2 separate regions of the Homo sapiens genome follow, and region 2 is linked to region 1. A link is an interaction called in ENCODE POLR2A ChIA-PET data of the cell type or tissue named here. Cell type or tissue: MCF 10A. All regions are shown on one strand. Each heading gives the region's core, and the rest is flanking DNA. Links, peaks and the distances in the headings are about the cores only. Region 1 has its middle 71 kb from the start of MIR4693. Region 2 overlaps PDGFDDN (PDGFD downstream neighbor).

Evidence for each region. Peaks named below come from ENCODE experiments on the same cell type or tissue, not always from the same donor. Only the 100,000 strongest peaks of a DNase experiment are listed, where the experiment ranks them.
Region 2: POLR2A ChIA-PET joins it to region 1 with 5 read pairs; 3 of 35 experiments call an interaction of 5 or more read pairs at or near these places.

The regions. Positions count from the first base shown.
Region 1 is chr11:103,776,423-103,781,812 of GRCh38, reverse strand. No RefSeq gene overlaps it. Among named protein-coding and RNA genes, the nearest start is that of MIR4693, 71 kb to the left of the region's middle. In MCF 10A, for the core only: no CTCF peak of the experiment used is centred there; a DNase peak (open chromatin) is centred at 2,432.
Region 2 is chr11:103,899,752-103,905,141 of GRCh38, reverse strand. PDGFDDN (PDGFD downstream neighbor) reads left to right here. Exons shown (of 4, transcript XR_947960.3): 1 at 1-462. Among named protein-coding and RNA genes, the nearest start is that of PDGFDDN, 4.4 kb to the left of the region's middle. RefSeq lists enhancers at 412-581, 1,002-1,091. In MCF 10A, for the core only: no CTCF peak of the experiment used is centred there; no DNase peak of the experiment used is centred there.

The DNA.
Region 1 (5,390 bases), core at 293-5,292:
TTTTAAGTCATTACCAGTAACTGGAATCTGTATACTTCACTGAACTTTCTAAAGCAAGTTCATTTACAGCACATTCAGTATACATTTTTGGGAAAATGAGTAACCAATTTTGCTAACTTTGTGCGTTTTAATTGGTTGGCAATTTCCAGACACAACTGCGGGACAAACAATGATAAGCCACCCGCTGCCAATAAGAGACACAAACAGAATTTCAGTATGACTGCATGTATTTCTTGTTTTTGTCAGATGAAAAGAAGACCAACCTCTAATTCTTACAGAATTCTCTTCCACATTTGTACTGCACAGTGGTCTTCTGGCTTTGCATTCCTCCTCCTCTCCTTACAGATATGCAGCAATACAGATATGTCAATTCAGTGCAAAACTACTGAATTGACAGTAAAGGGTAGGTGAGTTCAATATCTTGGATCATTGTAAGCATGCTGTTTCTTCATGGTCTATCTCCCTCCATTCCACTTCCAGCTCAGTCTGCTCACAGCTCTAGCCACAATCCTTGGGATATTTGGTCTTCCTGGTTACTTTCTATATGCTGCCAAATACCAATTCTAGAATGGCAGCTCCTTCCAGCCATTCAAATGCTGAATTCTGCCCAGCCTTCCTTCTTTTCACACACAGTTTGGGACAAACCTGTGAGACTGGTTACTCAGAGGTCATGCACTTCTGCTTTCATCCATCTTACTCTTTCATGGCATTCCTAGGGATTTTCTCTGTTTCTCAGATTTCTGATTTTTTTACGAATTTGTTTCAAAATAGTGATATAAAACTTAATAATTCATCCTGGCTAACACGGTGAAACCCCGTCTCTACTAAAAACACAAAAAAATCAGCCGGGCGTGGTCGCGGGCGCCTGTAGTCCCAGCTAGGGCGTGGTCGCGGGCGCCTGTAGTCCCAGTTACTCGAGAGGCTGAGGCAGGAGAATGGCGTGAACTCGGGAGGCGGAGCTTGCAGTGAGCTGAGATCGCGCCACTGCACCCCAGCCTGGGCGACAGGGCCAGACTCTGTCTCAAAAAAAAAAATAATAATAATAATAATAATCGACACTTATAAAGCATACTGTATGTCAGGAATGTTCTGAGTACTTTAATCTTCACAACAACCCTATGAAGTAGGTTATTCTATTATTATCATTTTACATATGAGGAAACTGAGGCACAGATAGTTTAAGTAGGTTGCCTAAGGACACAAGCTAGGAATTTATAGAGCCCAAGTTTGAACCCTGTACATTTCCAGGGGCACTTGTCATGCAGTCTGTGCTATTGATACTATCTGTATCCTTGTGTTTTATGTTATAATATATTATGATCCCATAGAGGAAAAAGGCTGTGTCTTCTGAATCTTGGTGTCCCTCCATCAGGAACTTAAAACAAGCTGAAAGATGTTCTGGCTGCTTGCCAAACCTTTTTTATTAATTGCTACAAAATATTGAAGTATTAAAAATTCCATTTATATTAGTGAATATAAATGAGTGATTTGCCAGAAGAATGTCCTTCCTTCCTCCCTCTTTCCATGTTTCAATTCAGTCACGATATAGCATTTTCTTTTTTTCTTTTTCTCTTCTTGTTTTCTCTCCTTTATTTTCTTTCTCCTCCTCTTCCTCCTCTTCCTCTTCCTCCTCCTACTCTTCCTTCTTCTCCTTCTTATTCTTCTTCTTCTTTCTTCTTCTCCCTCTCCTCCCTCTCTCTTTGTCCTGGAATATTTTCTCTCAATTGATTTCACATCCCTACAGTATCAACAACAGGACCTGAATGACTTAGTGCAATATTTCCCAAAATGTGTTTTGCAGATTGTTGCTAGTCGTAGTGTTAAGAAAGGTAGTGGTAGGAGGATGGGGTCAGTGGGAAAATAAATTTGAGAAATGTGGGAGTAAACAAATATACATAGATTTATATAGGGAAGCCATTAATAAGCCTGGAGCTGTTAATAAGCTGGTATACATTATGACTCTTTAAGAAGGGGAGACAGCCTGTAGAATTTTCCAGGTCTATGTGACAGCAGACTCTAACAATGGGATTTGAGAGTTACTCTGTCAGGAAAAAACATACATTCAAATTAAAGGGTATCAGTTCCAGAGTCATTGAGCCTGGGGTTTGAATTTTGTCTCTTCCATGAAATAATTGCATGACTTTGAGTAATGTATTGAACCATTATGGAAAAATCAACTTATTTCATAGGGCTATTGTACCAAATGAGTACCTGAATTACTTAATAAATAATTTTAAATTTTTATTTATTTTTACTCTATTTATTTTTAAATGACAATTTTATTAACCATGAAAGTACCTGAAACAAAAATCAGTGTATACTTATGAAAACAAGAGCTCACAGAGAAATGTGGGTTACTCAATCTTTCTTAACACCTTAATTTCTATAAGGACTGAGCTGGTAGGAAGCTGCCCTATTATGGCTAGATTAGGTCAACATGTCTGAACCAGTTATGGTTGTTAGGAGCCAAAAATAATAAAGAACGCACCACTGAAGGCAGCAGCCATGGTTTCCTGACTATCCCCCAAACCAGAGAAAATTATGTTGACTAGTCTTAACCTGGAGCCATTAGGAAGAATAACTAAACCAGGCTTATGTACTTAGATATGATTCAGGACTTTTCATAAGTTAAATTTTTGACATATTTTCAAAATAACCACTATGTATGACAGAGCTTTTGTCATCCCCTTGAACAAGGAAGAAGAATCTTAGTGTACCTGCAGGCAGCCCTGTGTAACCTCAGAAGAACAGACTTACAGGGCCTGGTTTGCAGTAATTTTTCTCACATTTTTCAGTTTTAAATTTTATTTAGTGGCTGTAATTTGTTTTTCACCACTTCAGACTTGCAAACTTTGGTGAAAGAGGTGGGCAGAAACCTTAAGTCATTTTCCCTTATGGTAGGGGTAAAACTGGGACTCCATGATGAATAAAGAATTGGATTTAAGGGTCTTATCTGAGGATAGCAAGCTCTCATGCTGATGCAAGTTCTACAGACCCATTTCATTATTTCATTTAAAACAGGTTACATTAATCTGTTTTTTGGTAGAAATACATAGATCTCAATGTCCATTTTCAAATAATGTTAATAAATAGAATTACTTGTTTTTGTTTTCTAAACTTTAAAGCAAAGTTTTCCTCTGCACATTAGACAACATCCATGTGTATGAGCACATCTGGTAGTATGATGGAGTGAGGCTGAACAAGAGCAAGGGAAAATGACACAGTCCAGTCAGTAATTCCCACAAGAGGAGCCTTTGACTTATATAATGTTGCAACTCTAACTTACATAACATTGTAAACTCTGACTTACATAACATTTCAAACTTGATGTGCCCAGCATCGTGCCTTAAAAAAAAGAGAGGGTCAAACTCTTTGAGTCTGGTGAGAAATGCCAGTAGGCAGAAGGCTGCTGCTGTGAGAAGCTGATAGCAATGAAAAAAATAAAATGAAACCCTGGAGGATAATATTTACTTCTTTGACAATCCAAGTTACCCTCTACTCCAGAAGTTGGCAAATTTTTCCTGTAAAAGGCCAGATAGTAAATATGTCAGATTTTGCAAATCATATAGCCCCCGTTGCAACTACTTAAGTCTACTGTTGTAGCACAAAAGCAGCCATTCACAAAACTGTAAGGAATGCGTGTTGCTACGTTCCAATGAAATTTTATTTATGGATGCTGAAGTTTGAGTTGCATATATTTCTTATGTGGTAGAAAATATTATTCTTCATTTGATTTTTAAAAATAATCTTAAAATGTGAAAATCATTCTTAGTTCTTGAGTCATCCAAAAACAGGTGGCAGGATGGATTTGGCCCATGGGCCATAATTTGTCAACCCCTACTAAACACTTGTGACTCAAAGTATGGTCCACAGACCAGCAGCATTGGCATCACCTGGTAGCCTACTAGAAATTTCGACTCTTTGGCTCCACTGCAAACATTTCATAATCAGAATCAGAATTTTACCAAGATAATTTATATGCATATTATTAGGGTAAGAACACTTAACATGAAATTTACCCTGTTAAAAAATAATTTCAGTGTGCAACACTGTATTGGTAATTATAGGTGTAATGTTGTCCAGCTGATATGTATACTTAATCATCTGGCATAACTGAAACGTTATACTTGATGAATAGCAACTTCTTACTTCTCCCTCCCTCAGCTCCTCATAACCACCATTCTACTCTCTGTTTCTATGAGCTTGCCTATTCTATATACCTCATATAAGTGGTATCATACAGTACCTGTTCCTCTGTGACTGGCTTATTTCACTTGGCATCATGTCCTCAAGCTTCATTTATATTGTTGTATATGACAGGATTCCCTATTTTTTCGAGGCAGAATTATATTCTACTGTATATATATACCGTGATGGACATTGAGTTTGTTTCCAAATCTTGTTTATTGTGACTAATGCTGCAATGAACATGGGAGTGCAAATATCTCTTCAATATTCTGATTTCAGATTTTTTTTTTTTTTTGAGACAGAGTCTTGCACTGTCGCCTGGACTGCAGGGCAATGGCATGATCTCGGCTCACTGCAACCTCTGCCTCCCAGGTTCAAGCGATTCTCCTGCCTCAGCCTCCCAAGTAACTGGGACTACAGGCGCCCACCACCACACCTGGCTAATTTTTTGTATTTTTAGTAGAGACAGGGTTTCATTCTGTTGGCCAGGCTAGTCTCAAACTCCTGACCTCATGATCAGCCCGCCTTGGCCTCCCAAAGTGCTGGGATTACAGGCCTGAGCCACTGCGCCCGGCCAATCTTTCAGAGATATACCCATAAATAGGATTGCTGGACCAAGAGGTATTTCTATGTTTAATTTTTTTAGGAACATCCATAATGTTTTCCATTGTAGCTGTAACATTTTATCGTACCTTATGTTATATTACACACAAAAAAAATCAAGTCAAAATGATTACAGGCTAAAACTTAAGGTTTAAACTGTAAAACTCCTAGAGAAAAACATAGGGAAAAAGTTTCATAACACTGGTCTTGGCAATGACTTCTTAATATGACACCAAAAGCAAAGGCAAGAAAAGCAAAAACAGACAAGTGGGAGACCACATCAAACTAAAAAAAAAAGTCTACACAGCAAGGAAACAATCAACACAGTGAAAAAAAAAAAGAAACCCAAGAAGTGGGAGAAAATGTTTCAAAACCATGCATCTTATAATAGGTAATATGCAAAATATATAAGGAACTTCTTCAACTCAATAACAAAAAGACAAAAGCCCAATTAGCAGATGAGAAAAAGACTTGAACAGACATTTATCCAAAGCAGACACAAATGGCCAACAGGTATGTGGAAAGATGTTCAATATCACCAGACATCAGGGAAATGGAAATCAAAACCACAATGAAATATTTACTTACACCTGTTAGGA
Region 2 (5,390 bases), core at 195-5,194, 120 kb before region 1:
CCTCTACTTGTCAGTCTTCAAATCAGAGAAAATCAGGATCAATATCTGCTTTGGGAAAGACAGGAGATAGATCAGTCGAGGAGATCAACTGCATGGTTACCCAAGTGAGCAATTAATAGGGTAAAATTCCCAACTGCTTTAAGAAATCACTGCTTTTTGAGAGTCAAACACATCAGGTGCATATTTTTCAGTACTGTCCACTTTGGTGCAAACTTCAGGATATGGTGGTAGATATTTGTTGACTTCTGTCAATAGAAATTTAGCCACAGTCAATATGGGGAAAATTGACTAAATTACATGTTTCATTCATTCATTCAACAGCAAATACATTAAAGCCCGCTATGTATCAGACATGCTTTGAGGCTTGAAACACAAGATTCACAACAGAGGATAAAACTAGAGAAAGATATTCTAGGTAAGATCAACAGGAAGAACAAAGGTCTCCCAGCAAAAATGCATAAGGTAAGTGTGGGCAGTTCAGAAAATATAAAGTGATCGAAAGGAAAGAAAAGGAAACTGTAGGCAAATGAATTTAGTCTTTTACATTTAGTAAAGGAAGCTCCATGAGGACCTCTGAGCACAGTGGGGGCTGTATGTGTCATAGAGCACCAGACAGAAAGTTAGAAGGTCTTGGTTGTAGTGACTAGCCTGCCACTTTCTAAACCTATGTTTCCTCATTTACACACTCAGATATGTAAGATGTTCTGGAGGTGTCTTCCGGCAGAACAATTCTGCAATTCTGCATTTTCGAAAATGGGTCTACAGAAAGAGTAGGGATTGGGCTATGAGTTATGAGGCTCCTTGAAGTTCTAGGGGTGAGACAATAAGGATAAAGCGAGACTTCAGAGACAGGAAGGGAAGTTTGCCCCTGTGGTTGTTCAGGCTGTGCACTACAAATCTCTAGGGGTTGCTATTTGCATGAACTAAGATGACAAGACAGGTTAAGAGGTTTCAAAGTTCTTTGTGGTTGGATGGGCTGGAGGTGCAGGCTTGGAGATCTCCTGTAGGAAGAAGTCATGTGAGTTCAAGAGAATTCTTGTGGGAAAACCAGGGAGGCAGGAAGGAGGGGTGAATTTTGCAAGCATGTCTCCAAGAAGAGGAGCCAGGTCTTGTAACATTGAAAGGGAGTCATTCTCAGGGTCAAAGCTGAAACCATAAGAAGATACACAGAACCTGAAAGACCTCCATAACCATTAAGAGGGAAGAAGACTAGTTTCTAAAGCTCATAAAAATGTGTTCTGAAAAGGTATTAAGTACTGACTGAGGGCTAAAGGTCCAGCCCTGTGCTAAATACAGCAGATTCACAGGAAAATAAAACAAACGTATTTCCTGCCTTTATCAAGCTAGAGAAGACATTACATGAGGCTAGAGAAGACTAGACACTAAACAAATAATTACATATGTAACCCAATACATTTGTGAAAAGCAAAAGCATAATGTGTGATGACAGTAAAAGGTGGAATCCAGATCAGAGGACAAGGAAGGGTTCTGTGAGAAGATGACATTAGAGCAGGAACAGAAAGTTGAATAAATGTTAGAAGCAAAGTGAAAGGAGAGTGTGACATTAAATGGTAGCAATAAAAATGAAAAAAAATCTAGCTATATTAAAGAAATAGTTTGAATCTTTAATTTATCAGAGTTGGGGATATATTAGACTGAGGCAAAAGAAGATAGAAGATAGCAAGGATTTTTCCAAGGCTTCTGGCATAACAAACTGTGCAGATAGAGGTGCCATTTATTGAGATGGGGGACATGCAAAGAGAAGGAGATTTAGGATAGATTAAGAATTCAGTGTGAGGTATTAATTCCAAGTGACATTTGATATATCCAATTGGAGATATTAAGTAGGCAGTTAGGTCTGTGGGTCTGGAGCTAAGAAGAAGGGTCTGAGACAGATGTAAATTTAGAAGTCAGCAATATACAGTGGTATTACAAAACACAGGAACAGTCCAGATACTTAGGGGAGGGTGAAAACTGAAAGGGGAAGAATCACAGGGCAATTGTGAGAATATAAAAATGTTCTAAGTGCCAGAGGAAGAAATTGTTGCAAAGAGTCTGGGTCAGTTTTATCGACTATGGCAGAGAAGGTATGAGAAACACCTACAGATTTATCTGCTCAGAAATACTCCTTTCTTTTATTTTTATTTTTATTATACTTTAAGTTTTAGGGTACATGTGCACAACGTGCAGGTTTGTTACATACGTATACATGTGCCATGTTGGTGTGCTGCACCCATTAACTCATCATTAACATTAGGTATATCTCCTAATGCTATCCCTCCCCCCTTCCCCCACCCCACAACAGGCCCCAGTGTGTGATGTTCCCCTTCCTGTGTCCATGTGTTCTCACTGTTCAATTCCCACCTATGAGTGAGAACATGCGGTGTTTGATGTTTTGTCCTTGCGATAGTTTGCTGAGAATGATGGTTTCCAGCTTCATCCATGTCCCTACAAAGGACATGAACTCATCATTTTTTATGGCTGCATAGTATTCCATGGTGTATATGTGCCACATTTTCTTAATCCAGTCCATCATTGTTGGACATTCAGGTTGGTTCCAAGTCTTTGCTATTGTGAATAGTGCCGCAATAGACATACATGTGGATGTGTCTTTATAGCAGCATGATTTATAATCTTTTGGGTATATACCCAGTAATGGGATGGCTGGGTCAAATGGTAAGAAATACTCCTTTCTAACCCTAATCTCTTTTCTGAGAGATTCCTCTTCATCTATAGCAGTATTGTCCAATAGAACTTCTTGCGATGATGGAGATGTTCTATATCTGTTCTAAGAGAGCAGCTAATAGCCACACTTGGCTGCTGAGCACTGGAAGCATGACCAGTGTGGCTGAAGATTTTTAAATTTTATTTAATTTTACTTAATATTTAAATATAAATTGCCACATGTGACAAGTGGCTACTGTATTAGGCTATGCAGTTGTAGATTTAATTATCACCCAGAGTTGTAGCCAGAATACTACACACTTCACAGTACCACACACACGTTCTAGTCACAGCCAGGGGCACCTGACTCAAGCTTTCTCAGGATGTATGGGCCTGAGGAGAGATTCAGACAGTCTCCTTGGTTATTTGGATGGTAGGATGTGAAAATCAATGGCTATTGGCAGCCATACTCTCTGCCATGTAGACTAAATATCTAGAGAAAGTTAAACTATAAAGGAAAAGAAGGAAGAAAGACACAAACACACAGAAAGTCCTGAGGGAGTCCCTCCTTCTCATTAGTTCTGATGTCTGGCCAAACCCGTCTCTGGTTCTCTGAGAATGTCATATGGTGGAAATGTGAGTCAGATGATAAGATATTTGGAGGGAGGAATTGTGATTACATGAAAATGCTGAGTGAAAACCACTATCTCAAGGAGTTGATAGGTGAGTGAAAAGAGAACTGCAGTTAGCCCTTTATATCCACAGGTTCCACATCTATAGATTCAACCAACAGCAGATGAAAGATATTTGGAAACATGAAAAATATAATACAACTATAAAAATAATAAAAACTGGCCAAGTTCAGTGGCTCACACCTGTAATCCCAACAATTTGGGAGGCCAAGGCAGGCGGATCACTTGAGGTCAGAAGTTTGAGACCAGCCTGGCCAACATGGTGAAACCCTGTCTCTACTAAAAACACAAAAATTAGGCATGGTGGTGCACTCCTGTAGCCCCTGCTACTCAGGAGGGCGAGGCACGAGAATCTCTTGAACCAGGAAGCAGAGGCTGCAGTGAGCAAGATTGCTCCACTGCACTACAGCCTGGGTGACAGAGCAAGACTCCATCTCAAAAATAAATAAAATAATTAATTAATTTAATTAAATAATAATTAAAACAGCACAGTATAACAACTATTTACATGGTATTTATATTGTGCTAGGTGTTATAAGTAATCCAGAGATGATTTAAATCGTATGGGAGGATGTGCATAGGTTATAGTAAACACTGCGCCATTTTAGATAAGGGACTTGAGCATCCCCAGATTTTGGTATCCTCAGGGGTCCTGAAACGAATCCCCTGTGGATATCAAGGGACAACTGTACATTAAATTATTGTTGTCTGTGGCACTTGTGTTCTATGAAGTTGCCAGATTCACTGAATTAGCAAATACTGTTTTCACTGCTGCTCAGAGAAATCCTGGCTTAGGGTTGTGCAAGCCTCTGGTCACATTTTCATCAACTTTCAGACGGTCCACCAGTCTACTTGGTTATTGTGTGCTTCTGGTTAAGAATTCTTTATTTAATATATATTGTTGATTCATTAAAATTGAACTCATGGCCAACAGCATTATAACCCATGCCTGAACCAAGCTTACCTAACACATATTTTTTTCCATAAGGTACTTCACAGCCTTATTGCATTTAGGAACACCAAAGAGCACTTCAGAACTATGCTTGGGAGCCATTTTAAATGGCAAAATCTTCAACAAAAAGCACAAAAGTGTTAAAAACATGGCAGTAAATCAACTGTGAAAAGGACACTCGTTTACAGTATGAGAGCTGAAACAAGAAGGCAGTGTCACCTTGTCCTTCCTCAGCTGGGAACATGAGTAACTCAATTTTACTCATGCTGCTGATAAAGACATACCTGAGACTGGGCAATTTACAAAAGAAAGAGGTGTATTGGATTTACAATTCCACGTGGCTGGGGAGGCCTCACAATCATGGAGGAAGGCATGGAGGAGCAAGTCACATCTTATGTGGATGGCAGCAGGCAAAGAGAGTTTGTGCAGGGAAACTCCCGATTTTAAAACCATCATATCTCATGAGACCCATTAACTATCACTAGAACAGCACAGGAAGGACCTGCCCCATGAATCAGTCATCTCCCACCAGGTCCCTCCCTCAACACGTGGGAATTATGGGAGCTACAAGATGAGGTTTTGGTGGGGACACAGAGCCAAACCATATCAGCTCATGTCTTCAAATGACTACGAGAAACCACGCACATGGATTTGGGGGATACACATAAATTTTGAGTAGGTAAATATGCAAATACAGAAGGTGTGAATAATGGAAATGGACTGTAATAGTAGTGCCCATTTTACAATGTGCCAGGAATTTTTCTGAAGCTCACATATATTTAATTTTCATAATAACCCTCTAATACATGACTTTTATGAAAATGAAATACATTAATATATACTAAAGCTTTTTTTTTTTTTTTTTGAGACGGAGTCTCACTCTGTCGCCCAGGCTGGAGTTCAGTTGTGCGATCTTGGCTCACTGCAAGCTCCACCTTGCGGGTTCACGCCATTCTCCTGCCTCAGCCTCCCAAGTAGCTGGGACTACAGGTGCAGGCCACCATGCCCAGCTAATTTTTTGTATTTTTAGTAGAGATGGGGTTTCACCATGTTAGCCAGGAAGGTCTTGATCTCCTGACCTC